7 separate regions of the Homo sapiens genome follow, and regions 1, 3, 4, 5, 6 and 7 are each linked to region 2. The links are chromatin loops, found by intact Hi-C in ENCODE. Cell type or tissue: heart left ventricle. All regions are shown on one strand.

Region 1 (4,000 bases), 48 kb after region 2:
TACTCCCAGCACTTTGGGAGGCCAAGGTGAGATCATCACTTGAAGCCAGAAGTTTGAGACCAGCCTGGGCAAGAAGGCAAGACAGTCTTTAATTAAAAAAATAAATAAAAAATAAAAAAAAAGCCCAGGTGCGGTAGCTCACTCCAGTAATCCCAGCATTTTGGGAGGCTGAGGCAGGCAGATTGCTTGAGACCAGGAGTTCGAGACCAGCCTGGGCAACATGGCAAAACCCCATCTCTACTAAACAACAAAATTTAGCCGGGCGTGGTGGCGCATGCCTGTAGTCCCAGCTACTCGGGAAGTTAAGGCACAAGAATCGCTTGAACCCAGGAGGTGGAGATTGCAGTGAGCCAAGATTGTGCCACTACCCTCTAGCCTGGGCAACAAAGTGAGACTCTGTCTCAAAACAAACAAAAAAAGACCCCCTTCGGCAGCAGTAGACGTGACAGTTAACCCACCTCGAGCACTCGGCCATCGATCTGCCTTCCTCCTGGACAGCAGACACTGGGCAACATCAAGTGTGCAGTCCCTAAAATACATCAAAGCTGGGATCACTTCCCCTCCTGGGTAGCTTGGGACCTCCAGTCCCTTTGGAAGAGTTGGTTCATTTTCTTTTTAGGAGGCCTTCTTGAATCTCTAGTCGTCGTCAGGCTTAGGTCACACTACCCATGCACTGATCAGCCCTGCCACGTGGGGGAGGCTCCAAAAAATGAAGCGGTTCCAGGGGTGCCAAGGTTCAGAGCAGAGTCTTGAGAGCCTGAGGGGCAGGAGGAGGCAAAGGTCTCTGAGGACGAAGGGGTTTGGCCACAGTCCCGGAAGATCTCAGGTCGTGGGGCTTCTGTGAGCGGGCACATCCCCTGTGCCTGTGTGATTGTGAGCTTGTGTGCTTGTGTGGTTGGGGGTCCTTCCTGGAGGAGGCATCTAGGTTGAGGGCCCCAGGCCGGGAATGGGGTGGGGCCTGTCGTCAAGGAAGGGACTCAGCCCTGGAGGTTTCTGTGAGAGCTCAAGCCACAGGAGCCACAAGATAAGAGGAGTGTGGCTGCAGAACCCAGGTGGCAGGGCTTTCCTCAGGCCCCTTACTCCTGACCTGGACGAGGCCGGGGCTTCCTCAAGGAGGTAGGAGGTATCCTGGCCAGCAGATCAGCCAGAAGCTCTAGGAGGAAGGTGCTGCGGCCGGGGACTCTGCTGCCCTAGACAAGACTTCATTTCCTTCCATGCAGATGGCTGTGTGGGTTCCTGCTCTGTTGAGTGAATGTTCCCTGGCAGTGGCCAGATGCTTGCTGCGCTCTCATCCCTCCACTGGGGTCCTGGGGAGGTGTGGCAGCTCCTTAGGAAGGAGCTCTTTCCTAAGGCTGATTGGAGAATGTGCGGTCGGGGCGGGGGGCGGAGGAGTGCTCCTGACAGGTCCTAGTAGCTGGGAGATTCCCCAGAGTATAGGCTTGAGGGCCTAAGTTACGGGAGAGAGAAGGTCAGGGCCAGGGGGCCCCTTCCTGAATCCAGTCCACAGGGTTAACCCCTCATTTCCAGAGCCTATCTTCTCCCCCACACCCACCCACACAACCCAGCACCAGGAAATCCAGAGCCCAGAGCACTGTGGTCACAGGGACACATGTGGCCCTGGGTGTGGCCGGGACACGTTGCAGGCGGTTGGGGACATGACGTGGTCTGCAGATCTCCCAGGGCAGGGCAGAGGGCCACTGTTTGGGGGAAGCACCCCAGGCCCTCTCTCTTAGAGAGAGAGCCTAGGGGCAGCAGAGGAGCCACCTGGGTCGGCCCCCTGGGGACAGTGGGAGGAGTAAAAGGGAGGGTGGAGGGCCCTAAGACAGGCCGCGAGTGGGCGCCCAGGACAGGGATCCGCCCAGCCGGCGGGAGCGCCCTTGGGGATGACGGCGGGAGGGCTGGGCGCCCCCTGGTGGCCGTACTGGGCGGTGCCGCCGCTCTCCGCACATCCTTCGCGGGGCCCTGTGACTTCGTTACCCTCCTCTTGAGGCCACGCCGCCAGGTGGCCTGAATCGAGGGTCGGGACTCCATCGTCGCGCTCTGCCCCTCGCCCGCCCCTCTCAGGCTCTCTGACTGCCACCCCTGCCTGCCTGCCCGGCCCTGCACAACATGCAGCCCTCCGGCCTCGAGGGTCCCGGCACGTTTGGTCGGTGGCCTCTGCTGAGTCTGCTGCTCCTGCTGCTGCTGCTCCAGCCTGTAACCTGTGCCTACACCACGCCAGGCCCCCCCAGAGCCCTCACCACGCTGGGCGCCCCCAGAGCCCACACCATGCCGGGCACCTACGCTCCCTCGACCACACTCAGTAGTCCCAGCACCCAGGGCCTGCAAGAGCAGGCACGGGCCCTGATGCGGGACTTCCCGCTCGTGGACGGGTGCGTAATTGCTGCAAGGGGGCGATGGGAGCTGAGCACACTCCTGGGCAAGGGAGGGTCCCAGAGTATGCAGGGCTGTGGAGGAGGCTCCCTCACACCACCCCTGGATGCCCTCTCTCCCGTCATGCATGGGTACCCTTTCCCCTCTGTCATCCCCTCTTGGGTGGGCACTCCTAGCCCGGGCCTCAGGGGATCTCAGTATAGTCATGTGACAATGAGGGATGGGGATCCCCAGATGTGTCCTTCCTGAACTGGAGGGCTAAGAGGCCCATCTGTCTGTTCTTCACCTGACCCTGGCTTGACATCCCTCCAGCCACAACGACCTGCCCCTGGTCCTAAGGCAGGTTTACCAGAAAGGGCTACAGGATGTTAACCTGCGCAATTTCAGCTACGGCCAGACCAGCCTGGACAGGCTTAGAGATGGCCTCGTGGGCGCCCAGGTACCACAGGGATACACGAGGTGCCACAGCATGGCTGCTGGGGGATGATGGGGAGAGTGGGGACCCCAGAGATCACAAGTTAGTCACATGAGAACTCAGTTACCATAGTGACCCAAAAAGTGTCATGATATGGATGCTGGGGGCTGCAGAGGCTACAGTGAGCCAGCTTGGTGGCCAGGAAGACCCTGTGGAAGAAGCAGTACATTACATGTGGCCTCCTGGCCCACTGGGTGCTCTGTCAGCTGTGGAGGCTGTGAGCAGTCCAGGGTCCTCCAAAGCAGCCCCCATCCAAGCCAAACCCTGGCCTTCCCCCCAGTTCTGGTCAGCCTATGTGCCATGCCAGACCCAGGACCGGGATGCCCTGCGCCTCACCCTGGAGCAGATTGACCTCATACGCCGCATGTGTGCCTCCTATTCTGAGCTGGAGCTTGTGACCTCGGCTAAAGGTAGGCAAGTTGATGGGAAGCGTTAGGAACTTGATTGAGCTACTCCAGCCCTGGAAAGTAATCACCTGACCTACCTGCCCCCAGCTCTGAACGACACTCAGAAATTGGCCTGCCTCATCGGTGTAGAGGGTGGCCACTCGCTGGACAATAGCCTCTCCATCTTACGTACCTTCTACATGCTGGGAGTGCGCTACCTGACGCTCACCCACACCTGCAACACACCCTGGTGAGCCTAGTGCAGATGGTGTGGGACCGCTGAGGCAGGGGCAGAGATCTGCCTGAGGTCACTGTGGGCCCAGAACAAGCTTTACCCATGGGATGTGGCACTGACTCTGGAGTGGGGAGGGGAGCTGGGATTCTGGTTTTCAGAATACGACTTGACCCCTGGCCAGACGCGGTGGCTCATGCCTGTAATCCCAAAACTTTGGGAGGCTGAGGCGGACAGATAACTTAAGGCCAGGAGTTCGAGACCAGCCTGGCCAAGATGGTGAAACCCTATCTTGAAGAAAAACACAAAAATTAGCCAGGTGTGGTGGTGCGTGCCTATAATCCCAGATACTCAGGAGGCTGAGGCATGAGAATCTCTTGAACCCAGGAGGTGCAGGTTTCAGTGAGCTGAGATGGCACGACAGCACCACTGCACTCCTGCCTGGGTGACAGAGCGAGACTCTATTGCCAAAAAAAAAAAAAAAAGAAAAGGAAAAAAAAGACTGGACCCAGCAGGGCCCTCCTGCTGCCAGGC
Region 2 (4,000 bases):
TTTGTATTTTTGTAGAGACGGGGTTTCACCATGTTGCCTAGGCTGGTCTCAAACTCCTGACCTCGTGATCCACCTGAGTCGGCCTCTCAAAGTTCTGGGATTACAGGTGTGAGCCATCACGCCCAGCCAATCCCAGCACTTTGAGAGGCCCAGGTGAGGGGATCACTTGAGGCCACCTGTTTGGGACCAGCATGGGCAACATAGCGAAATCCTGTCTCTACAAAAGATTTTAAAATTAGCCAGATGTGGCTGGGCATGGTGGCTCATGCCTGTAATCCCAGCACTTTGGGAGGCTGAGGCGGGCAGATCATCTGAGGCCAGGAGTTCGAGACCAGTCTGGCCAACATGGAAAAACCCGTCTCTACCAAAAATACAAAAATTAGCCAGGTGTAGTGGTGCATGCCTGTAATCCCAGCTACTCAGGAGGCTGAGGCACAAGAATTGCTTGAACCCAGGAAGCACAGGTTGCAGTGAACTGAGATCACGCCATGGCACTCCAGTCTGGGCGATAGAGCGAGACTCTGTCTCAAAATAAAAATAAAAATAAAATAAAAATAAAAATAAATAAATAAATAAAATTAGCCAGGTGTGGTGGCATAAGCCTGTAGTCCCAGCTACTCAGGAGGCTGAAGTAGGAGGATCCCTTGAGCCCAGGAGCTCCAGGCTGGTCACTGCACTCCAGCCTGGGTGACAGGATAAGACTCTGTCTCAAAAACAACAATCAAACAAGCATTTTTGAGGATGTAGAGAAACCGGAAGCTTTGTGTGCTGTTAGTGGGATTGTAAAATGATGCAGCTATTATGGTTATGGGAAACAGAATGGAGGGTCCTCAAAAAATTAAAAACCACCATATGATCTAGCAATCCCACTTCCGGATATATAATCAAAAGAATTAAAAGCAGGGTCTCAAAGAGATTATTTGCACGCCCATGTTCACAGCAGCATTATTCACAATTGAAAGAGATAGAAGCAACCCAATGGCCATTAACGGATGAATGGATAAACCAAGTGTGATATATACATACAATAGAGTATTATTCAGCCTTAAAAAAGAAGGAAATCTTGTCACATGCTATAACATAGGTAAGCCTTGATGACATTATGCTAAGGGAAATAAGCCAGTCACAAACAATAAATATTGTATGATTCCACTTATATAAGGTATCTAAAGTAGTCAAATTCATAGAAATAGAAAGTAGAATGGTAGTTACCAGTGGCTGGGAGAAGGGGAACTGGGGAATTGCTGTTTAATGGGTGCAGGGTTTCCGTTTCACAAGATGAAAAAGTTCCGGAGGTCTGTTTCACAACAATGTCAATATACATAACACTACTGAACAGTACACTTACAAATGGTTAAGACAGTAAATCTTGTATGTTTTTTGTCACAATAAGAAAAAAAAAACTTTTAAAAATCACTCATTTCTCTTTTTTTTTTTTTTTTTTGACACAGAGTTTTGCTCTTGTCACCCAGGCTGGAGTGCAATGGCGCACTGGGCACATTGCAACCTCTGCCTCATGGGTTCAAGTGATTCTCTTGTCTCAACCTCCCAAGTAGCTGGGATTACAGGTGTGCACCACCAGGCTAAGCTAAATTTGTATTTTTAGTAGAGACAGAGCTTCACCATGCTGGCCAGGCTAGTCTCGAACTCCTGACCTCAGGTGATCCACCTGCCTCGGCCTCCCAAAGTGCTGGGATTACAGGCATGAGCCACTGTGCTTGGCCTAAATCAATCATTTGTGGGCCTCTGGGCTGTAGGACTCTGGGTCTCTTAAGAACATTGCCTTGTCCCTTGATCCTACTTAATAAGAAGTTTAAGTCTAACAGGTCAGTGTCTCTTCACAGACAGGAACACCAGAATCCCACCATTCTTATAAAAAGAAACAGGAACGCGGCCTCTGCAGCACCTCCCAAAAACTGTCATCACTCCTCAAAAATTCCTGACAGACCCTGATGTGGGAAGACTACGGCTCTCTTGCCTTTTACAGACTGGCTCATCCTCCAGAGGCTGAGGACTTTGTGGGTTGTGTTTTGTTTTGTTTTGTTCTGTCGCCCAGGCTGGAGTGCAGTGGCACAATCTCAGCTCACTACAACCTCTGCCTCCCAGGTTCAGGCGTTTCTCCTGCCTCAGCCTGAAGCTGGGACTACAGGTGTGCACCACCGCGTACAGCTAATTTTTTGTATTTTTGTAGAGATGGGGTTTCACCATGTTGTTCAGGCTGGTCTTGAACTCCTGACCTCAGGTGATCCACCTGTCTTGGCCTCCCAAAGTGCTGGGATTGCAGGCGTGAGCCACCACGCTCGGCGACTTTGTGGGGTTTTTAAGGAGGTGCCTACATGCTTGATATGCACGAGGTCCTGTGAGCTGGGTGAGGTCATTTGATTATCTAATCCCACAGATGGGCCACCTCACATCAACTCCCCCCCGCCACCCCCAGTAAGAACATCCACGCAACTGGTACTCCAAAGCTCACTGGCAAAACAACCATGGATCCACCAGGGGGCGCTGACACCACACTCAGCCATGCCCGGGGGCCCAGTCCCAGCCACCTACACAACCTAGGTTGACCTGCCTGCCTGTCTGCTCTCCATAGGTGGCAGATCTGGGTGGAAGGCTTAGGTCTCTGCCTAGGTAGATACCCCTTTGTTTATTTGTAAGTTATACTGACTCTCTCAGGGAAGAGCACATCAAACAATGCTAACAGATTTTAATTCATATTTCCTCTGCTCCATACAGGAGCAGGACCCTGGAAGAAAGGAATGGGCACATTTACTAGGAAAACCAAGTCTTGCCCAATTAGGAGGGTCACATACTGAAGTAATCACATAAATCGTGGGCCCTAAACTTCCAAAGGGCTTGAAAACAATCCTAAGGCCGGGTGCAGTGTCTCACACCTATAATCCCAGCACTTTGGGAGGCCAAGGCAGGTGGATTACCTGAGGTCAAGGGTTCAAGACCAGCCTGGCCAACATGGCAAAACCCCATCTCTACTAAATACAAAAATTAGCTGGACATGGAGGCGGGCACCTGTGATCCCAGCTACTCAGGAGGCTGAGTTGGGAGAATCACTTGAACCTGGGAAGCAGAGGTTGCAGTGAGCCAAGACTGTGCCACTGCACTCCAGCCTCGGAAGGCAGAGTGAGACACTGTCTTAAAAAAAAAAAAAGAAAAAAAAAGATTCCTGTCCTCTTCAAGCCCTGACCTTACCCATCACGCCAAATCCCCCAAATGAATCTTCAGGCCTCCTTCTAATGCCTTCCTTCCTCTTATACTACAAACATGCAAGTCATCTAGAAACAACTCCCTTCACCCTGCTTCCTCCACCTCAGGCTACCTGCCTGTACCTCCCTTAACTGAAGGGGTAGTTGGCAGCCCTATTTCTATTCCCTCATCTGCTATTCATTCCTCAAGCCATTAACTCCGTGAGTGTTCATGTCTATGTGCTAGAGCTGTCCTCCAGGGGTCTAATTTTCTTTTCCCTCCCTCCCTCCTTCCTTCCTTCCTCCCTTCCTTGCTTTTTTTCAAGAAACAGGGGGCCAGGCACGGTGGCTCACACCTGTAATCCCAGCACTTTGGAAGGCGGAGACGTGAGGATCATGAGGTCAGGAGATCGAGACCATCCTGGCTAACACAGTGAAACCCCGTCTCTACTAAAAATACAAAAAGAAATTAGCCAGGCGTGGTGGCGGACGCCTGTAGTCCCAGCTACTCGGGAGGCTGAGGCAGAAGAATGGTGTGAACCTGGGAGGCAGAGCTTGCAGTGAGCCAAGATCGCGCCACTGCACTCCAGCCTGGGCGACAGAGCGAGACTCTGTCTCAAGGAAAAAAAAAAATAGAAACAGGGTCTCGCTATGTTGCCAAGGCTGGTTTTGAATACCTGGGCTCAAGCGATCCTCCTGCCTAGCCCCCCACAGGCATGAGCCACTCTGCCCAGCCTAATTTTCAAGTCAAATACCTGCTTGGTCTTTTTGCAGCTGGATTTCTCTGCATTACCTGACAT
Region 3 (4,000 bases), 110 kb after region 2:
CAGAGTAAGACCCCATCTCAAAAAAAAAAAAAAAAAATTAAGATAAACCCTTTGGCAGCTGCGTGCTGCTCTTAGCCTCAAACCCAAGTCTTTTTTTTCCCCCTTTGAGACGGGGTCTATTGCCCAGGCTGGAGTGCAATGGTATGATCCATACTCACTGCAGCCCCGAACTCCTGGGCTTCCAAAGTGCTGGGATTACAGGTGTGAGCCACCAGGCCCAGACTGCTGAAGGGTTTAAACCAGAGAAAGAATGTGACCAGATTTCCAATTTAGAAAGACCCGCTCTCTGCAGGGTAAGGAGTAGCCTGGGGGTCGGGGGGCGGGGGGCAAGAATTGCAAGGTAACCAGGGAGGCCAGTGCAATGTCCAGGTGGGAGAGGATGCTAGCTGAGACTAGAAGTGCTAGGAAAAGGATGTGTGCAGACAAGAGGTCACTGGGGAGGTGAAATAACAAGGCTTGGCCATGAGTGGAACCCAACACCCATGGTGCCCTCTTGAGAGAGGGAAGATGGCACCTGAGATGGAAGATGGAAAGACCAGGGTCCCTGTGACTGAGGACTGAGCCTCTGTTTGAGGTTTTTGCAGAGGAGTAAAGGCAACAAAAGAGGCAAGAGTTGGAAGAAAGGTGACAAGGAACAAAAGTCAGCTATGCCTGATGCTACTGGGTGGCCAGCAACAATGCTGACTTGGCCAAGGCTCTGAGAGCTTTACTATGCTGGGACTGGAGGTCAGAGTTGAGGCTAGGGTAAGAGCAAGGGGCTCAGATGGAGGGGGAGGAGGACCTGAACAAGTCCAGAAGGGAAGAGATTTGTCCCTCTATCCAACAGAGTACCCAGTGAGCAGCACAGAGGGCACAGCAAGGGACATCACCCGGTTCCCCAAATGCTCAGAGCCACAAGTGAAGCCAAAAGTGAAAGACAAGATGCAGAAAACCGCCACGGGCCTTTGAGGAAGGGTAAAGGCGAAAGCGAAAGCAGGAAGTACAGACGTGAAGCCTAGCAGAGGACTTTTTAGCTGCTCACTGGCCCCGCTTGTCTGGCCGACTCATCCGCCCGCGACCCCTAATCCCCTCTGCCTGCCCCAAGATGCTGAAGCCAGCCCTGGAGCCCCGAGGGGGCTTCTCCTTCGAGAACTGCCAAAGGTGAAGCGGGGGCGCGGGGGGCGGTCACTCCTGAGCCGCCTCTGCTTGCTCGTGGCCTTTTTTCCTGGCTGGGGGTGGGGGAGGGTGTGTTGGTCGACTTGGGTTCCAGGCTTACCCCGGAAGATGAGGGAGACGGGGACCAGGTTAGGGGAAGCAACAGGGGTCTTGAAAGCAGAGCCGAAACATGGGCGCCCTCCTCCGTTTCCAGAAATGCATCATTGGAACGCGTCCTCCCGGGGCTCAAGGTCCCTCACGCACGCAAGACCGGGACCACCATCGCGGGCCTGGTGTTCCAAGTGAGCAGCGGGGAGGGACGGGGAGCTGGAGGGGAGCCGAGAGTATCGAGCAGGCACTGAAGCTGCGGTCCCTCCCTCTCCTCAGGACGGGGTCATTCTGGGCGCCGATACGCGAGCCACTAACGATTCGGTCGTGGCGGACAAGAGCTGCGAGAAGATCCACTTCATCGCCCCCAAAATCTAGTGAGACTCCCGAGCCCAGTTCCCGTACGCAAAAAAGAACGGCCCCCTCGTTCCCACTCCGGTCCCCGCACGTCCCAGCCCTGCCCACACCGATCCTCCCTTTTGCCTCAGCTGCTGTGGGGCTGGAGTAGCCGCGGACGCCGAGATGACCACACGGATGGTGGCGTCCAAGATGGAGCTACACGCGTTATCTACGGGCCGCGAGCCCCGCGTGGCCACGGTCACTCGCATCCTGCGCCAGACGCTCTTCAGGTGCGGGGGCAGGGCTAACAGGACCCCGGCAGGGGTAGTTACGGGGTTGGGGCCATTGGAAGGCGGGACAGAAAGAAGGGCGGGACCGCGACGGGCCAGGTGACCGGAAGAGGCCGGCCCAAGAGAACCTGGGCTACAGGAAAAGGCGATGTCAGTCATCGGGCGCCAGCCCACAGGAAGGGGCGGGGATAGCACCTAGGAGCTGGGCATAGAGAGGTGGGGCCTAGGCCCCAGCTTGTGGCCGACCCCGCCCATCCTCGAGCAGGTACCAGGGCCACGTGGGTGCATCGCTGATCGTGGGCGGCGTAGACCTGACTGGACCGCAGCTCTACGGTGTGCATCCCCATGGCTCCTACAGCCGTCTGCCCTTCACAGCCCTGGGTGAGCGCTTCTGTCCCTTCTCCTCGAACTCTGCCCCTGTGACCTTGGCCTCACTCCAAACGGCGTCGCAGCGGTTGACTTCAGATGCTTCTCCTGCCTTCAGGCTCTGGTCAGGACGCGGCCCTGGCGGTGCTAGAAGACCGGTTCCAGCCGAACATGACGGTGAGCGGCCTCTGTCCCCGACTTTGTGGTCGCTGGTGGGATGTGCACCCGGGAGCTGGGGGAGCACAGGACCCTGGCCCAGTGCGGGTGGCTAAGGCTTGTCGGAGGAGGTGACCACTGAAGGGTGAGTGGAGTAAGGGCAGAGAAGTGCGGTCCCGACATAACACCGTCCAATACCAAAGCCTGCACGGCTGGGAGAAGTCGAAGCTCACAGAGGATCTTTAGGAGCCGAGGGCGGAGAGAAGGACCAGTAGGGTCCTACTTATATCAACGTCTGGAGCCTAGATTTTGTTTGGGGTGGGATGGAAGCAGGTGATGTTGCCTCAGAGGTGGCTAAGGCTCAGAGGGAGAAACACAGTGGGGGTTTGGAGGGCAAGACCAGATTGGGTAAGTGGACAGGCAAGTCCCCAGGCTGTAGCCTAAGTTAACAGCAGAGAGAGCCCGTTAGGTCTCACACACCCATCACCGCAGCTGGAGGCTGCTCAGGGGCTGCTGGTGGAAGCCGTCACCGCCGGGATCTTGGGTGACCTGGGCTCCGGGGGCAATGTGGACGCATGTGTGATCACAAAGACTGGCGCCAAGCTGCTGCGGACACTGAGCTCACCCACAGAGCCCGTGAAGAGGTGAGAGCTGGAGATCGGGGACCACAGGGATGTGTGGGGCTATAGCAGGGGAGATAGGGGGCTGCAAAAAGGGGATGGGCCACATGACAGGCCCATGTTCAGAGGCTGTCCCTCCTCCCTCCCAGGTCTGGCCGCTACCACTTTGTGCCTGGAACCACAGCTGTCCTGACCCAGACAGTGAAGCCACTAACCCTGGAGCTAGTGGAGGAAACTGTGCAGGCTATGGAGGTGGAGTAAGCTGAGGCTTAGAGCTTGGAACAAGGGGGAATAAACCCAGAAAATACAGTTAAACAGATGGCTGTGTCATTCTTGAGTGGAATGGGGTGGGCAGGCAGCCAGCAGGGCTCTGTAGCTAAGGCGTCCCTGCAGGGGCCATTACCTACCATAGCTCTAGTGTCTGGCCTAAGAGATGCCCTTCACCCATAACCTCAGGCACCTACAACTCCAGAACCCCAGCCCTGGCCAGCATTGCAGGCTTGGTCTCCACCCAAACCTTCCTTCTGACTCCACACTTGAAGGCTCCCCCACCACTCCACTGTCTTGCTCTTGCCCTCTAGTCCACTGGAGACTTGTAAATTATGAAATACCCCATGTACTACCCCCTCCTAGAGACTTTCCATGGCTCCTCAGTGGCCCAGGACAAAGCTCATACCTTTCAATCAGGCCCCCACAGGCCCCACTGAGGGCTAAAGTGCTGACAAGAGGAGCCGCTCCCTGACTCCAAGGCAAGTTCTCACCAAGCACTCCTCAACCTCGCAACATCTTTACCTGTGACACCCCTTAGATGACGAGGCATGCCTGCACTGCTCACGTGAAGCTCGTCTTCTGTCTGCACATGCTGGGCTTGTGACTCCAAGTTTTCCAGGCTAATAAGGGTCACAGGACTCACATGGGGAGAGATGACACGTTTCTCCAACAAACCTTTGCTGGGCCCCTGCTGAGTCTCAGGCCTGGCTGCTGGGT
Region 4 (4,000 bases), 160 kb after region 2:
CAGCCCCCAGGGGCTTGTTTACCTGGGAGCACTCTGGGGATGTGACTCAGCGGAAAAAGGGTGCCCCAGGGAACTAAAGGGCAAGTCTGGGGATTACCTACCCAGGCCCCCTTCAAGGTAGGACCCAGACTGGGATTTGTACAGGGGAAGGGGGTGTTGTGTACCCCAGGTCAGCTCTTCCTTTGAGCTTCTGGGGCCGCAGGTGGGGTGACAAGGGTCCATGTAAAGGAGTCAGGACAGGGTGGAGGGGAGGGAGGTCCAGAGGCCCCGGACCAGGAGCAGGTGCATCTCTCTGCGGTTTAGACAAGCTTTGCTTGGCCCTCCGAACTCTCTCTAAAGATAAATATTTTTGGAGAGACAAGGCAGGATGCAGAGGTATTGGGATCCAGGCCAGACCCTCAGAGAGGACTTAGGGATCCTACGACTGGTCTATAAGTCCTGCCATTGGCATGTCTCCCTTTATCATAAGAGGGGATGCAAATTTTGGAGTCCTTCTCCCATAACTGGGGCTGTTTGTGCCTCTCACTTTCTGTCCTGAAGTCACCAGCACACCTTCCTGGAGCCCTTACAACTCTTCTCCACCCTGGCACCCAGCGTTCCCACACACCCTATGCCCAGCCTGGCTTGGCTGGGCGAGAAGGGGGTGTGGCCCGGGCCCCGGATGCCCGCACTCACCGAGGGGCAGCAACAGCAACGGCCTCAGGGCATGGGGTGGTTGCCGGCAGCAGCAGCGGCGGCGGCAGCAGCGCATCATCCCTGGCTGAGAGCCTAGTGCAGGAGCTAGCTGCTTGGAGTGCAGCCCGTCCGCCCAGCCCCCGGAGGGAGGGACGGTGATTGGATGGGAGCTGGGGGTGGGGCTCCGAACCCAGCCGGCGGCTCCGCCTCCAACACCCAGATGGGAAAAGGAGCGAGGAGACCTCAGAGAGCAGAAATTCGCAGGAGCACAGGCTGGTGCTGGGCAGGCCCCTGGACCCTCACTCCATAGAAGGAGGGAGAAGGGAGATCTGGGAAGGCAGTTGGAGCAGATGAGTGGGTAACCCGGCCCCTTGGCTGGGTTGGCCTCGACAGAGCTCCACGGGCAAGAGATGGGCAGAGAACGAACAGACGGCAGTTATGAGAGTCACACCAAAGACAAACCAAAAGCACACACATACTCCATTTTATTCCAAAAGCATTTAATTGAATTTCTCAATGTTTTTCAAAAACAAAAAGATCCAAATTAGAGGTAAAAAGGAACATGGAAAATTCCACTCAAGTGGTGTCACGATCTCAGGGTCATGCTCCAGGCATGGCAGAACCCAAGCAGGCGCAATACCTGCCCTGGGCCCAGCTAAACCTTCTGACTACCACACGCTGTAGACCACGGCCAGTGCTCCCTGCTCCCTGACCCCCAAACACCCCAGAGATGGGGGCCTGAGCAGGTAAAGGCCAGCCGTGACCCTGCCCCAGCCTAGGCCTGTCTGCTGGCCTTCAGTGCCATCCCACCCCTGGGCAAGGCAGGCTTAGCAGCTAAGGGAGGCTGGGGGTCACGAGGCCATGCAGCATGAGGCTGAGACGCCGAGCTGCTTTGCCAAGTGAGTTGTGTGGCTCAGCCTGCAGGAACTGAAAAAGCTTTTGGCGCACCTGGGCCATAACGGAGCCCATGTGGTCCCGAGTGATGGGGTCACTGTGGTCCAGGTGCATCACGGCCTCTTCCAGGTAGCTGGGGATGGGGGGGAAAGGACAGGCTACAGGTGGGTGCCAGCAGACGGGAGCGCCCCCTGGTGGCACCGAGGCCCAGAGGGAACCCTCTGGGTGAAGGCAGAAAGGACTGGTGGAGAAAATTAGGGAGAGGATTCAGGCAGAAGTGGGCGTCAGCTTCAAACTGCTCCCTCCCACTGCCCCACTCCCCAGCTCATCTCCCCATCCCTGGCTGTCCCCACTTACCTGAGCTTGAGGTCAGTTCGAGTGCCAAGGTCAGATGCCAGCTGCTGGATGAGGGAAAGGAGCACAGGCTGGGAGAGCGGGCAGGGTGGCTGCCCAAAAACCTGGGCTGGGTCCACAGTTTCACACACATACAGCACCAGGTTCAGGTCAGCAGCTGTCAGCGCCTGGAGGAGAAAAAAGCAGCAGTGTTTATAGCAAATATCAGGATGGAATGTCTGCTTGTCTGAACTGTGTGGCCTGGGGGAGGATGACCACAGGGTGGGCTAGTGAGAGCTCCAGAGGGACTCAGAGAGAGCCTGTAGGGCTGTGTAGTTACCCTAGGGGATTGGGAAATGGGTTCCTGAGAAGGGTAGTTGTAAAGCAAGGTGGGCTAGGTGGGAAGAAAGGGGTCCAGGAAGAGGAAGCAGCAGGGACAATGGCCTGGAGGCCAAAGGGAACCAAGAACAGTCTGCTGGGGCCAGAAGGTGCAAAGGTGGTGGGTGGAGTAGAATGTATGGTATGTGGGCCTTGTCAAGAGACACGTGACCCTTAGCAGGGCCTAATGCCTATCGTACCTGCTGGAAGGCCTGATTGAGGTGGCCCTGCTGCAGCAGCTGCAGGATATGGGCTTGCTGGGCCTGGCAGTCAAGGTGGGCAGAGGGGACAGGTGTGCCAGCAGCTGAGCGCATGGCCTGCATGATGCTGGAGGTGACGGCGGCCTGCTGCTCCTTGAGCGCCACACTCACCTCACCCTTAACGATGCGCTGTACCTGTGCTAAAATGGACTCCTGCAGGCTGCAAAGGGAAGTGAGTGAGGTGAAGTGGACAGGGAGCCTAGTCTGGCCTTTCTCAAGCCCACCACCTTGCCCAGTACTCTGCCCACACACCTGCCCACAGCCACATGCAGCTGGTGCTGCACCTCAGCACGAACACTGCCGGCCACGGTGGCTGCCATCTGCTCAGTGGCACTCTGCAGTGTGCTGACCAGGCCCCGCAGCTGGGCTAGCACAGGCTCCCTGGCCTCCTGTTCCCGTGCCTTCCGGCTCTTCATGTGGCTTTCTAGCTGCTGCAAGTCTGAGGGGTGACCACAGGGACTATAAGAGGAACAGTAGGAAAGAGGATAACCCCTCCCACCTTGGGCCATATGACCCCACTCACATTCCTGTGTCCCCAGCCGGAAGCTATCATTGATTTGCTGGAACATGGCCTGGCAGCTCTTCTCAAAGGCCGGCAGCACCACACTCTGGAAGGCTTCCCGGTAGGCAGCCTGCATCGGCCCTTGTAATGTGTCTGCAGCTGCTCGGGCGATGGCATCAGTCAAGTTCTGGGGTTAGAGGGAGGGGCCAAGTTGAAAGCCTGAGCCCAGCCTGGCCTGACTAGGCCCAGGAACCACCACCTCCACCCACATCTTGGGCCCTATAGCACCTTGGACTTGAGCAGCTTGGAGATGTTCTCTTTCATGCTGCCCTCCACAGCTGTGAGCTTGGTAGCCACTGAGTTGCTCAGTTGGCCTGCCATAGGCTCCAGACTCCTTGAGACACCTGGGAGAGGGGAAGAGGGTGAGGTGGAGCCATGAGAAGAAGCTTGACAGGTACCCCACTCCCACCTGAACCACCCAAAGGGAGTCTGCATGCAAAACTCACATGGAGGGACTGTCTTCTTGATCTCATCCCGTATGCTGCGCTCTAGCCGCCCAGCTACAGCTGACGACAGTGCTTGGGACAACTGTTGTGTCAGCTGCTCCTGCAGCTGCCCTCCCCGCTGCTGCCCCTCAGCCAGTGCTCGCTCCAGCCGCCGCTCTGCGCCATAGCTAAGGAACGGGCCTGGAGCAGGTCGTGTACTCCTTCCCAGGCCAAGAATGCTGCCCCCGTCCCTATGCCATGTTGTGCTACCAGTCTCAAGGATACGTTCCTGCTCGTGCCGAGTCTCAAGGGCACGTTCTACGTGGCCTGTGACTGTGCTCTGCAGGCCTTCGAGTTGGGTACACAGACGCTGCAGCAGCTCTTCCTGGCTGTGCCGCAGCTCTGCCAGCTCTCTCTGCTGTTGCCAAATTAGTGCTGGCCAGTCCTCAGGGGGCTCTGCCACCTGTCAGTAG
Region 5 (4,000 bases), 520 kb after region 2:
AGCTAGTGGTAGTTGAGCCATGTGGGCTAGAGGAGAGGTCAGGAGGTGAGGTCTGAGAGGTGAGTGGGGTGAGGGCGGGGTAGGGAGTGAGGGTTTTATATCTGAACATGGAAAGGCACTCAATATAATAAGCATGGTGGAGGCCGGATGCAGTGGCTCATGCCTGTAATCCCAACACTTTGGGTGGCTGAGGCGGGCAGATCATGAGGTCAAGAGATCGAGACCATCCTGGCCAATATGGTGAAACCCCGTCTCTACTAAAAATACAAAAATTGGCCAGGCGCGGTGGCTCACGCCTGTGATCTCAGCACTTTGGGAGGCTGAGGCAGGTGGATCACCTGAGGTCAGGAGTTCGAGACCAGCCTGGCCAATATGGGGATACCCCGTCTCTACTAAAAATACAAAATAAGCCAGGCATGGTGATGTGTGCCTGTAATCCCAGCTACTCGGGAGGCTGAGGCAGGAGAATTGCTGGAACCTGGGAGGCGGAGGTTTCAGTGAGCCGAGATCGCGCCACTGCACTCCAGCCTGGGGAACAGAGCAAGACTCTGTCTCAAAAAAAAAAAAAAAAAAAAAAAAAAAAATCTGGGCGTGGTGGCACACGCCTGTAGTCTCAGCTACTCGGGAGGCTGAGGCAGAAGAATCGCTTGAATCCGGGAGGCAGAGGTTGCAGTGAGCTGAGATCGCACCACTGCACTCCAGCCTGGCGACAGAGCGAGACTCTGTCTCAAACAACAACAACAACAACAAAAAACATGGTGGAGTGGAGAAAGTTCCAGAACAGCCTGCATAGCAGGAATCTCCTCAGGTGAGACCTGCATCCATCGGTCCTGAGAGCCACAATGCCCGTCATCTCTGGGCGTTGTACTTTCATTTGGTTTATTTTCTTCTTTGTATTTATTCATACAAATAATGGTTTGCAATCAACATGGCATCGTTTTCAAAAGCAACATGGCCATTACTTATTGGGCCATCTCCAGGCTGGCCTCTGCACTGAGGAGGTGTAAATTTCTAGGCTTGGCAATCGCTTCCCTGGGGACACCGCCTGAGGCTGGCCAGTGTCGCTGTCATTGTCCCCGCTAGTCCAGCCTCGGCCTCCAGGGGGAGCTGTGAGCTGGGCGGTGCTCTGCTGGTTTGGGCAAGGGGTGGGGCGATTGACTGTGTGTCTCGCGGTCTGGGCTGGGCGTCCTTCCTTCCTTCCTGACTCCTTTCTCCTAAGGGACAAGTGGGAGGGACGTCTTCGCCTCTCCCAGCTCATGGGATGAACTGCTCCCCTGGGACCCTTTCAGCCCAGGCCCCCTGACAAAGGAAGGCTGCAGTGTGTGGTGCATAGTTTATTTCTGTGAGTTGCTAACGCTAGGTGAACTGCTCTGACAGAGATTTGGAGGGTGTGGTGGTAGGAGAGACCCGGCCACCAGGCATCTGGAAATTCCCCCGTCCCATCGGATGACGACCTGGGGCTGAGAATCCCCAGGCGGAACCCGACTCTGCTCCTAAGAAGTAAAGTTGGTCTTTGGCGCCACCGTCTGGGAAGTGTCTACACTGCAGTTACGGACTTGGCAAAATACCGCCAGCTCAAGGGGGTGCCCCTGGCGGCCAGTCCTGGATTCAAGAACAGTCACTGTAGAGTGCAGTGCACAACCTGTTCGGTTCTGTGTGACAGCTCTGCTGACACTCAGACCTGATCACGGATCCTGGGAACCCCACCACTACCATTAAAACCCCCTCCATATGCCAAAGCCTCTTCAAGAGGGAGAAATGCTCCCTGTCCCTCCACTTCTCAGTCCTCTCCTCCTTTGACCTTTCCAGGTGTGTTGGGCACAGCTGGTCCTCCCCATCTTCTGAAGCGTCCTTTGGCTTCTGTGATCCAAGAGAAGGATTTCTAGCTGCTTCTCTGGCTATCTCCCTTCATGCCCCTCAGTGAGCTCCTCCAGGAGCTCAACCCCCTTACCTCATTTTTTTTTTTCTTTTTTTTTGAGATGGAGTCTCACTCTGTCGCCTAGGCTGTAGTGCAGTGGCACTATCTCGGCTCACTGCCACCTCTGCTTCCTAGGTTTAAGCGATTCTCCTGCCTCAGCCTCCTGAGTAGCTGGGATTACAGGTGCACACCCCATGCCCAGCTAATTTTTGTATTTTTAGTAGAGACGGGGTTTCACCATGTTGGTCAGTCTGCTCTCAAACTCTTGACCTAATGATCTGCCTGCCTCGGCCTCCCAAAGTGCTAGGATTACAGGCGTGACCCACAGCACCTAGCCACACCTCATTCTTGATACTTCTCTCCAGGGTACAACTTCAGGGCCTCTTTTCTTTTTTCTCTTCTCTTCTCTTCTCTTCTCTTATCTTCTCTTCTCTCTTTTCCATCCCTTCCTTCCTTCCTTTTCTTTTCTTTTTTTTTTTTGAGATGGGGTCTCACTGTCACCAGGTTGGAGTGCAGTGGCGCGATCTCAGCTCACTGCAACTTCTGCCTCCCAGGCTCAAGTGATCCTCCCACCTCAGCGTCCTGAGTAGCTGGGACCACAGGCACACACAACCATGCCCGGCTAAATTTTTTTGTATTTTTGGTACAGACAGGGTTTCACCATGTTGTCCAGGCTGGTCTTGAACTCCTGAGCTCAAGTGATCTGCTAACCTCAGCCTCCCAAAGTGCTGGGATCACAGGCATGAGCCACTGCACTCGGCCCTCAGAGTCTTTTTTTTTTTTTTTTTTTTTTTTGAGACGGAGTTTTGCTCTTGTGACCCAGGCTGGAGTTCAATGGCGCCATCTCGGCTCACTGCAACCTCTGCCTCCCAGGTTCAAGCAATTCTTCTGCCTCAGCCTCCCGAGTAGCTGGGATTACAGGTGCCCGCCACCACACCCGGCTAATTTTTGTATTTTTAGTAGAGACAGGGTTTCACCATGTTGGCCAGGCTGGTCTCAAGCTCCTGACCTCAGGTGATCCATCTGCCTCGGCCTCCCACAGTGCTGGGATTACAGGCGTGAGCCACCGCACTGGCCAGAGCCTCCTTTTTGTTCCCACAGTGATGACTTGAGTCTCATCCCCCACATCTCTTGCTCCACTTCCCCCACTTAGGATGACCTTCGGACACCTCCAAATCCATTGTGTAAAGTCAGCCCCATCTCCTCCCTTCAGAACTGCCCTCCCTCCTGGGTCCCCATGTAATCTTTCCCCAGACCTCTTCCCTGACACCCTCCAGCCACCAAGTGAGTCCCCTCTTCCCTATGCCCACTTTCCTGCCCTTGGCTAGACTATCACTTGCCAAGGATACACATCACTCGGTGTCCTTGTTCATTGTCCACGCAGCAGCTGGATGACCTCTGCCCGTGGGACCTGTCTCTCCTCACTTCCCCACTGGCCCCTCACCCCTGGCCAGTTCCTCCTTAGGAGGGCGTAGTTCCAGCTGGACTGAACTTCTTTGTGTCCCTGGATACACCCTGCCTTCCCTACCTCTCCATCTTTGCACAGGGTGGGCCCTGAAGTGTTTTTTTTTTTTTTTTGAAACAGAGTCTTTCTCTGTTGCCCAGGCTGGAGTGCAGTGGCACAATCTCCACTCACTGCAACCTCCGCCTCCCAGGTTCAAGCAATTCTCATGCCTCAGACTCCCAAGTAGCTGGCACTACAAATGTGCATCAGCACGCGTAGTAGTGCATTTTTAGTAGAGGCCGGGTTTCATCGTGTTGTCCAGGCTGGTCTCAAACTCCTGACCTCAGGTGATCCACCCACCTCAGCCTCCCAAATTACTGGGATTACAGGCATGAGCCACTGCGCCTGGCCTGGGCCGTACAGTTGAATGCCTTTTCCTCTTTCCTTCGCCTAACTGCTGCTCACCCTTGAGGTCTCAGCCGAGACCCACTTCCTTTGAGACAGTTTCCTGGACCGCAGGCTGGGTCCGGAACCTCTCCTTCTCTCTTACAAAGCCCTGTGCAGCCCCCTTCTCTGCCCTTGTCTGCCTCCCCTTCCAAGAGCGCCACCTGCTCTGCTCAGGGTTCCACACCCCAAGA
Region 6 (4,000 bases), 99 kb after region 2:
TGGGGACTTTACTATCTAGCACCCCAGTAGGCCTGTCCTGGCCAGAGAAGACTGGTAGGGGCCGAGTGGGGTTTGAAGGCAGCCGGCCCGGCCCAGCCCAGGAGCGCTATTTATTGCATATTTATTGTTTGGATGTCACCATCAGAGACGAAGGGAAGGGTAGCCAGGGAGGGAGTCCAGCCCAGCTGCCTGCAGGAAGATCTGGCTCAGTCTACTATGGGCAGGGCCCCCCACCAAGCTGAGCCGAATGGAGACAGCTGAGCTGAGGCCTGACTTTTTCAATAAAACATTGTGTAGTTCTGGGCCTCCTGCTGCCCCGGCTCTGTTTCCCCTGGCGCCAAGAGAAGAAGGCGGAACTGAACCCAGGCCCAGAGCCGGCTCCCTGAGGCTGTGCCCCTTTCCGGCAATCTCTGGCCACAACCCCCACTGGCCAGGCCGTCCCTCCCACTGGCCCTAGGGCCCCTCCCACTCCCACACCAGATAAGGACAGCCCAGTGCCGCTTTCTCTGGCAGTAGGCACCAGGGCTGGAATGGGGCCGCCCGGCTCCCCATGGCAGTGGGTGACGCTGCTGCTGGGGCTGCTGCTCCCTCCTGCCGCCCCCTTCTGGCTCCTCAATGTGCTCTTCCCCCCGCACACCACGCCCAAGGCTGAGCTCAGTAACCACACACGGCCCGTCATCCTCGGTAAGCCCCCACCAGGCCCCTGATGCACCACGCCAGACCCTGGGGAGCCTGGGCCCCAGCCCCTGGCAGCTGACCTGGCCAAAGCCCTTCTGCCCTGCATAAGCCCCGACATAAGTACCTGCCCTGGTGTGGGGAGGGGCCAAAAGCTTGTCCCTTAGAGGAATGACGTCCCTTCTCCCACCACACTGTGACTCTCAGTTGTCTAACCCAGGGGGGGCGGAGTGGGGGACGGGGTGTGCCTGAGGTCTTGGCTGGGGCATCACAAGCTGTGGTCAGTCACAGCCACACCAGACTCTGGGCCAAGCCCCACCACTCCTTCCTTGGCCCCCACCCACCAAGGACAAGATGCCCAGCCCAGGATCGGTGAGCAGGAGAGGCCCATCCATGCCCGGCCCCTATTAGGCCCAGCCCCCATGCCCCCAGACCTATCTGTTCCCACCTTGGACTTTGGCAATAAAGGAGCGCCAGACTGGGTGTTTGCTCTGCAGAGGCAGGGGTCAGCGGCCTTGGCCTCAGCACCTCAGCGCCTTCCCTTCCTCAGGGAAGCCTGGGCTTTGGCTACTGGGGGGACAGCAGGGAGAGGGGGTGTAAGCAGGGGAGGGTAAGTGTGCTTTGTACCTGGGGGTTGAGGGTATGGGAGGTGGGGGGTGGGTCTGGTCACTGCAGCATCTGGGGTGACGGGGGTAAGGGTCACGGGGGGAATCCAGAGTCCAGAGTGAGGGCTGCTGCTCACAGTGCCCGGCTGCCTGGGGAATCAGCTAGAAGCCAAGCTGGACAAACCAGATGTGGTGAACTGGATGTGCTACCGCAAGACAGAGGACTTCTTCACCATCTGGCTGGATCTCAACATGTTCCTACCCCTTGGGGTAGACTGCTGGATCGATAACACCAGGTACAGCCATGTGCTCCACCCTAGCCCCAACACGCTGCCCCTTGGCTACTGGCTGCTGAGTGGCACCCCCGCCCCGCAGGGTTGTCTACAACCGGAGCTCTGGGCTCGTGTCCAACGCCCCTGGTGTCCAGATCCGCGTCCCTGGCTTTGGCAAGACCTACTCTGTGGAGTACCTGGACAGCAGCAAGCTGGCAGGTTTGTGTCAGAGGGCAGGGCTGGGGCTCCAGGCCTGGGTGCTGGCCCACAGCAGGCATGGCCCAAGCCCCCGGTGCTGCTGGTCCCCCCACAGGGTACCTGCACACACTGGTGCAGAACCTGGTCAACAATGGCTACGTGCGGGACGAGACTGTGCGCGCCGCCCCCTATGACTGGCGGCTGGAGCCCGGTGAGTGTCTCTGCGGATGACCGGCTTGGGGTGGGGCAGGTGCCCCAGACCCCAGCTGCCCTGACCCCTTCCACCCGCTGCAGGCCAGCAGGAGGAGTACTACCGCAAGCTCGCAGGGCTGGTGGAGGAGATGCACGCTGCCTATGGGAAGCCTGTCTTCCTCATTGGCCACAGCCTCGGCTGTCTACACTTGCTCTATTTCCTGCTGCGCCAGCCCCAGGCCTGGAAGGACCGCTTTATTGATGGCTTCATCTCTCTTGGGGCTCCCTGGGGTGGCTCCATCAAGCCCATGCTGGTCTTGGCCTCAGGTGAGAAGGCCTCGAACACTTAGGTCCAGCGATGGGTGAGACCAAGCTGATCCTGGGCCTGCCTTCATTGCGGCTCCTGCTCACAGTGGCCTCTAGGGGTGCTATCTACCACTCCTGGGCTGGCATGCTTGCTGTCACTGGCCCCCAGAGCAGTGACCCTGGCCTGAGCAATTAGGGTGGCTCCTTCCAGAGTCTGTGTCAGTGATGGCAAAGGGGCAGTGAACACAGAAAGTGAATCCCAGCTATCTGCTCCCAGGGTTTGTTCTTGTAGCCCCAGAGCCTGCCTGCCCAGCCCTTGCCTGCCTTCCACTTGCTCGCAGGAGTGCCTTTGCCCAGGGATGTGCTTCACTGAGGATGGATCTGCCAGAGCTAGGGCCAGACCCCCCGAGGCCCCACCTGCTCTTCCCTAGGGAGTGGCACCAGGGCCCAGCACTGACACAGCTACCACCTACTCCCCACCCCCTGTACCCTGGGAGCTGGTCTGGAGAGAGAAACACAGTCTGGACAAGAGAAACGCTCATCAGACACCACCAATAAACATCAAACAGACACCATCTTGTTTCCCCCTTTCTGGAGCACAACTCTGTGGCCCCCATTGCTGCATAAGCCACACAAGGAGCAGAAAGACACATGCCCGAGGGAGGACAGCCAGCACCGCCCCCACCATCCCCACACATCCTGGGCCTCACCCACCATCCCCACACACCCTGGTCCTCAGGAAGCCCCGCCTACTTTTTTTTTTCTTTTTCAGACAGGGTCATTCTGTCGCCCAGGCTGGAGTGCAGTGGCGTGATCATAGCCGCAGTCTCAATCTCCCTGGCCCAAGCAATCCTCCTGCCTCAGCCTCCTGGTTAGCTGAGACTATAGGCACACAACACCACACCTAATTTATTTTTGTTTTTTAGTAGAGATGAGGTCTTGCTATGTTGCCCAGGCTGGTCTCAAACTCTTCACCTTAAGTGATCTTCCTGCCTCAGCCTCCCGAAGTGCTGGGATTACAGGCGTGAGCTACTGTGCTGGGCCTTTTAAAAAATGTTTATTTGTTTATTTATGTATTTTGAGATGGAGTCTCGCTCTGTTTCCCAGGCTGGAGTGCAGTAGTGCAATCTCCACTCACTGCAACCTCCATCTCCCCAGTTCAAGTGATTCTTCTGCCTCAGCCTCCCTAGTAGCTAGGATCACAGGCATGTGCCACCACGCCTGGCTAATTTTTATATTTTTAGTAGAGATTAGGTTTCCCCATGTTGGCCAGGCTGGTCTCGAACTCCTGACCTTAAGTCATCTGCCTGCCTCGGCCTCCCAAAGTGCTAGGATTACAGGTGTGAGCCACCGTACCCGGCCCTATTTATTTATTTTTTAAGCTGGAATCTCACTGTGTCACCCAGGCTACAGTGCAGTGGTGCGATCATAGTTTACTGTAACCTCAAATTCCTAGGCTCAAGCAATCTTCCTGCCTTTGCCTCCTGAGTAGCTAGGACTAGAGGTGCACTCCACTAAGCCCAGCTGATTTTTTTTTTTTTTTTTTTTGTAGAGACAGGGTCTCACTGCATTGCCTAGTCTGGTCACGGACTCCTGGCCTCAAGTGATCCTCCTGCCTCAGCCTCCCAAAGTGTTGGGATTACAGGGGTGAGCCATGGTGCCTGTCCCTGCCATCCTTTTGAAGCCCTACAGCTCCACCCAACAGAGGTCTTATCAGGGCTTCTCATTGAGTAAGCTGACACTGAGCATCAT
Region 7 (4,000 bases), 370 kb after region 2:
GTGGGAGGCTGTGGAGGTGCTGACGGAGGAGCCCGACACCAACCAGAACCTGTGTGAGGCACTTCAGCGGAACAACCTATGAGCCTGCACCTGGGCTCCTTGCCACAGGGCAGAGGGACCAGGGAGGGGAACAGGAGCCAGACATGACAGGGACTTGGCCCTAGCAGAGACAGTGTCTTTCATTTAATGAGTCTGGGTGAAGCCAGAGGTGGCTCTGGGACTTCGCCCCCTCCAGTGGCTCATCTGCTCCTCAGACTTGCAGGGTGGCAAATGTTCCTGTTGCCAGGTTACCACGGTGTGCACAGGGCAGAGCTGCCGCCAGGCCTCCTCATGGTGATGCCAGTGAGTCGGACCAGGAAAGGCTCACCCTGGGGAGCCCTTCAGCCTGATCCGCAGTCCTAACAGGGTGAGAAAGCACAAGAGGGGCCAGCTCGGCTGAGGCCTGAGGAGAAATGATGAGAAGTTTTGTTTCGTTCTTGGGCTGGGGCATCTCAGGAACAGTGAGGGCAACAAGCTGTCCCTCAGGGACCCTCACCTGCCCTCCCATGTGACCAGGCCCTTCCCAGGTGGGGACTGGGGCTTGCTTTATTAAGTGAGCTCTTGGGCTTTTGAAGTAGGACAGAGGGCCCTGGTTTGGCAGAGAGGAGGCAAGGGAGGGCTTTAGAACATCTGAGAAATGTTAATAAATAATTCAGAAAATAGGACATGGCATGTGGTTTTTGTTTGGTAGGTTGGGTTTCTTTAATACTGAAAGGCTTGTTTCTGGCTGGTAGGGGGTTTTTCTCTACTCATTGCTCCACAGCAGCTCGGAGCCAGCGTGGGTCATCACCGCCAACTGTGCCACACGGGCCGCTGCCCCTGCCAGCCCTCGTCTCCTGCCTGTTCCCTCATAGCCAAATCCCAGGAGCCTCAGAAGAAAAGATTTCCTCAGAGAACAGGACTCAGGACTTCCTAATGGGCTGCTGCTGGGCCTGCCGTCTCAGCAGATAGCGGGAGAGTTTGGGGCCTCACTGGGGTGGAGGTTAGGAGGGGTTCTGTTCTTAATGTCACGGTGTTGGCTGCCAGAGTGCTCTTGAGGTGGCGGGGAGGAGTGGTTTCAGGGAGGTGGCACAGGGTGAGGAGGAGGAGGAAGAGCTCCAGGCGTGCCCCATGGAGCAGCTGTGGCTGGACCCGAGGGCCAATCACCCACCATGCTCTTGACTGTGCTCTGCACAGGGCCAGCCTTCTACCCAGCTCTGCCAGAGGCGGCGGGGGGTGGGGGCGGGGGGGCACGGTGTTGAGAAAAGACATGCGTTCCCCTTTGCTTGTTTGACCAGCCTGCCAGGATCGTTCAGCCTGGACCAAGTTCTGTTCCCTTCTCTAACCTTCCGCCCTCTTCCCTGCCCTGGGCTCCTTGCCAGAAAAGCCCAGGGAGGGCTTCCTCTTCCTCTTGGCACCGCTTCTAGACGTCACCAGGCTTGTTTTCCTGTAATTTCCTGGATTCAGATGTCCTTGTGAGAGGGAATAACAAGGGATAGGGTTGGAGTGTGCCTACTGCATGCTGACCCTCAGGGCAAACGTGTATGTTATTATTTCCCTTAACCTCCAAACCACTCTCTGACGGTAAATATTCTCATCATTCAGATCATAAAATGGAGGCACAGAGGGCAAAGCTACTTGCCTCCTGTAGATTGTACATGATGGAGCCAGGAGCCTGGTCAGGACCATCTAACCACAGAGCCTGACCTTGAACCACGCTTCCTCCCAGCATTTGGGAATCTTCAGACCTGAGGGCCCGGCATTGCCCCTCCCTGTGGCAGGAGCCTCGGCCTGGCCTGAACTAGGAGGTGAAATGCAGATAGCACCCACCACCAGGCAGGACACCGAAGGTTAAAGGGGAGGCTGCCCCCTTGTCCCTGGGACAGTTAGCTCAGCTCAGTCCTCCCATGTGTTGCTAGGATGTCGAGGTCACTCTGAAATGTGGGAATTGACCAGGAAAGCACAAGCCTGACTTAGATGCTCCCACATAAGAAAGGGCCATGTGGCCAACCCAGAATGGCACTCGGGTTCCCAGAATGTGCTGGGGGGAGGGTACTGCAGTGGGCTGAATGCAGAGCTGCTTTAATGAGGACCCCGGTTCCTCTGAGGGAATCCCCAGAGCCTAGATTCACGGCCAGAGTGGTGCATGGCCCCTTCCCTCAGACGTCTTTACCATCGAGTTATCCTGGGCATCAGAGCTGGTCAGTCCCACACTGGGGATGGGGAAGACAGATGTGCCCAGATGCCTGTGGCCAAGGGAGCCCACAGGGTTCTGGTCTCCATGGGTGACTGAACCCACACTGGTTCTAGACTTGTCCGGCAGCACCCCCTCCTGGAAGAAGGCAGTAGCATCTCCCAGGACCTGTTTCCAAATCTCAGGATGTTACCAGCTCTTCCTCAGGTCAAAATAAAGTTTTTCCAGGACAGTAAAAATGCAGTTAGCTTGGCTCGTCAGATACAGCAACCAGAAGAGAACTTCCCAAATACCTGTCGCTTATTCTTCAACCTCCAGCCAAATCCAGGACTGTTTTCACCTAGACGATGGCAGCCACTTCCTTTCCTGTTCTGCCCATCACCCTGCTGGCCAAGCAGCCTCTCCTGAATGTCACGCCAAGATCCCTCCCTATCCACACCCTTCCTCCTCACCCCCGGACTTGACCAACCTGGTTTCCATATGGCCATGCCCTCCTCTCCAGCCACACTAAGAGCCCTCCTGCAGAGGTGGCAGCTTCCATACTAGCAGGGCTTTGTCCCTGGCATGTCCTCTGCCTGGAAGGCACCACCTCTCTCTCTCAGGAGTCAGCTGGAGGACTGCCCGGTCACCACTTCTGACTTCAGCAAAGTAGCCACCTCCCAACCTGTGGTTCCACAGCCTTGGTCCTCAGTTGAGCTGAGGTTGCATGTCCCTCCATCCCTCCCTCCCTCCCTCTCTCCCTCTCCTTTTCTTTTCTTTTTTCTTTTCTTGTCTTCTTTCTTTCTTTTCCTTTTTTTCTCTCTTTTTTCTCTTTCCCTCCCTCCCTCCCTCCCTTCCTTCCCTCCCTCCTTTCTTTATTTATTTCTTTTCTTGACAGAGTCTCACTCTGTCACCCAGGCCGGAGTGCAGTGTCGTCACCTTGGTTCACAGCCACCTCCACCTCCCCGGTTCAAGCAATTCTCTTGCCTCAGCCTCCCAAGTAGCTGGGACTGCAGGCGCCCACCACCACACCTGGCTAATTTTGTTTGTTTGTTTCTTTTTGAGATGGAGTTTTGCTCTCGTTGCCTAGGCTGGAATGGAGTGGCGCAATCTCAGCTCACTGCAACCTCCACCTCCCTGGTTCAAGCAATTCCCCTGCCTCAGCCTCCCAGGTAGCTGGGATTACAGGCACATGCCACCAGTGCCCAGCTAATTTTTTTGTATTTTTAGTAGAGATAGGGTTTCACCATGTTGGCCAGGCTGGCTGGTTTCGAACTCCTGACCTCGTGATCCACCCACCTCGGCCTCCCAAAGTGCTGGGATTATAGGCATGAGCCACCGCCCCCAGCCTAATTTTTGTATTTTTAGTAGAGGCGGGGTTTCACCACATAGTCCAGGCTGGTCTTGAACTTCTGGCCTAAGTGATCCGTGCCCCCCTCAGCCTCCCAAGGTGCTAGGATTACAGGCATGAACCACTGCACCTGGCCACTTGTTTTGAATATATAATTTCAACTTTTATTTTACATTCGGGGGGTACATGTGCAAGTTTGTTACATGGGTATACTGTGTGACGCTGAGGTTTGGGGGACGATTGGTCTCATCACCCAGGTAGTGAACATAGTAAATAGGTTTTTTCAACAATCACCCCACCCCCTCTCTGCCCCCTCTCATAGTCTCATGTTTGTGTTTCCCATGTTTGTGTCCATGTGTACCCAATGTGTAGCTCCCACTTGTGAGAACGTGTGCTATTTGCTTTCCTGTTCCTGTGTTAATTTCTTAGGATAATGGTCTCAGCCGTTTCCATGTTGC

The links. Hi-C counts contacts between places; a loop is a spot of excess contacts. Peaks named below come from ENCODE experiments on the same cell type or tissue, not always from the same donor. Only the 100,000 strongest peaks of a DNase experiment are listed, where the experiment ranks them.
Region 1: it touches region 2 in a loop (3-fold over the local background); 69 of 110 quality-filtered maps call a loop at or near these places.
Region 3: a loop joins it to region 2, with 3 times the contacts of the local background. A loop is called at or near these places in 28 of 110 quality-filtered maps.
Region 4: it touches region 2 in a loop (11-fold over the local background); 50 of 110 quality-filtered maps call a loop at or near these places.
Region 5: a loop joins it to region 2, with 3 times the contacts of the local background. A loop is called at or near these places in 9 of 110 quality-filtered maps.
Region 6: it touches region 2 in a loop (3-fold over the local background); 27 of 110 quality-filtered maps call a loop at or near these places.
Region 7: it touches region 2 in a loop (2.4-fold over the local background); 23 of 110 quality-filtered maps call a loop at or near these places.

Annotation. Positions count from the first base shown.
Region 1 is chr16:67,991,322-67,995,321 of GRCh38, reverse strand. DPEP2 (dipeptidase 2) reads left to right here. Exons shown (of 11, transcript NM_022355.4): 2 at 2,065-2,372; 3 at 2,686-2,812; 4 at 3,129-3,258; 5 at 3,343-3,484. The coding sequence starts at 2,110. Among named protein-coding and RNA genes, the nearest start is that of DPEP2, 6.2 kb to the left of the region's middle. RefSeq lists a silencer at 1,747-2,006 and an enhancer at 2,667-2,736. In heart left ventricle, CTCF peaks have their summits at 1,704 and 1,915 (motif pointing left); DNase peaks (open chromatin) are centred at 1,851 and 2,439; H3K4me3 peaks cover 688 bases; H3K27ac peaks cover 867 bases.
Region 2 is chr16:68,039,255-68,043,254 of GRCh38, reverse strand. All of the region lies in intron 3 of DUS2 (dihydrouridine synthase 2), which reads right to left. Among named protein-coding and RNA genes, the nearest start is that of DUS2, 18 kb to the right of the region's middle. In heart left ventricle, CTCF peaks have their summits at 2,292 and 2,492 (motif pointing right); a DNase peak (open chromatin) is centred at 2,514.
Region 3 is chr16:67,933,834-67,937,833 of GRCh38, reverse strand. It overlaps PSMB10 (proteasome 20S subunit beta 10), which reads left to right and starts at 984. Exons shown (of 8, transcript NM_002801.4): 1 at 984-1,140; 2 at 1,349-1,436; 3 at 1,522-1,619; 4 at 1,731-1,871; 5 at 2,137-2,252; 6 at 2,356-2,414; 7 at 2,886-3,037; 8 at 3,163-3,328. The coding sequence starts at 1,085. The coding sequence ends at 3,274. RefSeq lists enhancers at 805-1,054, 1,305-1,584, 1,875-2,064, 2,215-2,414. In heart left ventricle, no CTCF peak of the experiment used is centred here; DNase peaks (open chromatin) are centred at 1,033, 1,473 and 2,023; H3K4me3 peaks cover 2,459 bases; H3K27ac peaks cover 2,474 bases.
Region 4 is chr16:67,881,658-67,885,657 of GRCh38, reverse strand. It overlaps EDC4 (enhancer of mRNA decapping 4), which reads right to left. Exons shown (of 29, transcript NM_014329.5): 22 at 3,813-3,990; 23 at 3,549-3,704; 24 at 3,331-3,446; 25 at 3,064-3,229; 26 at 2,793-2,979; 27 at 2,481-2,700; 28 at 1,927-2,090; 29 at 1,159-1,702. The coding sequence ends at 1,510. It overlaps NRN1L (neuritin 1 like), which reads right to left and starts at 773. Exons shown (of 3, transcript NM_198443.2): 1 at 676-773. The coding sequence starts at 754. RefSeq lists enhancers at 179-686, 687-1,196, 1,502-1,681. In heart left ventricle, CTCF peaks have their summits at 1,548, 1,757 (motif pointing left) and 3,158; DNase peaks (open chromatin) are centred at 807, 1,757, 3,185 and 3,964; H3K4me3 peaks cover 259 bases; H3K27ac peaks cover 3,743 bases.
Region 5 is chr16:67,518,776-67,522,775 of GRCh38, reverse strand. The region is part of intron 1 of LOC100505942 (a long non-coding RNA gene); the gene reads left to right. It also overlaps a transcript of RIPOR1 not described here. Among named protein-coding and RNA genes, the nearest start is that of RIPOR1, 8.1 kb to the left of the region's middle. RefSeq lists enhancers at 1,186-1,445, 3,865-3,924. In heart left ventricle, CTCF peaks have their summits at 1,105 (motif pointing right) and 1,557; DNase peaks (open chromatin) are centred at 1,125 and 1,525; H3K4me3 peaks cover 691 bases; H3K27ac peaks cover 477 bases.
Region 6 is chr16:67,940,632-67,944,631 of GRCh38, reverse strand. LCAT (lecithin-cholesterol acyltransferase) reads left to right here and starts at 512. Exons shown (of 6, transcript NM_000229.2): 1 at 512-684; 2 at 1,420-1,576; 3 at 1,656-1,771; 4 at 1,866-1,961; 5 at 2,045-2,269. The coding sequence starts at 531. It overlaps SLC12A4 (solute carrier family 12 member 4), which reads left to right. Exons shown (of 24, transcript NM_005072.5): 24 at 1-1,158. RefSeq lists enhancers at 1,381-2,280, 2,264-2,313. In heart left ventricle, a CTCF peak has its summit at 2,361; DNase peaks (open chromatin) are centred at 402, 1,754, 1,949 and 2,324; H3K27ac peaks cover 1,279 bases.
Region 7 is chr16:67,671,237-67,675,236 of GRCh38, reverse strand. It overlaps GFOD2 (Gfo/Idh/MocA-like oxidoreductase domain containing 2), which reads left to right. Exons shown (of 3, transcript NM_030819.4): 3 at 1-701. The coding sequence ends at 82. Among named protein-coding and RNA genes, the nearest start is that of C16orf86, 6.4 kb to the right of the region's middle. RefSeq lists an enhancer at 2,086-2,145. In heart left ventricle, a CTCF peak has its summit at 2,356 (motif pointing left); DNase peaks (open chromatin) are centred at 1,376 and 2,316; H3K27ac peaks cover 2,017 bases.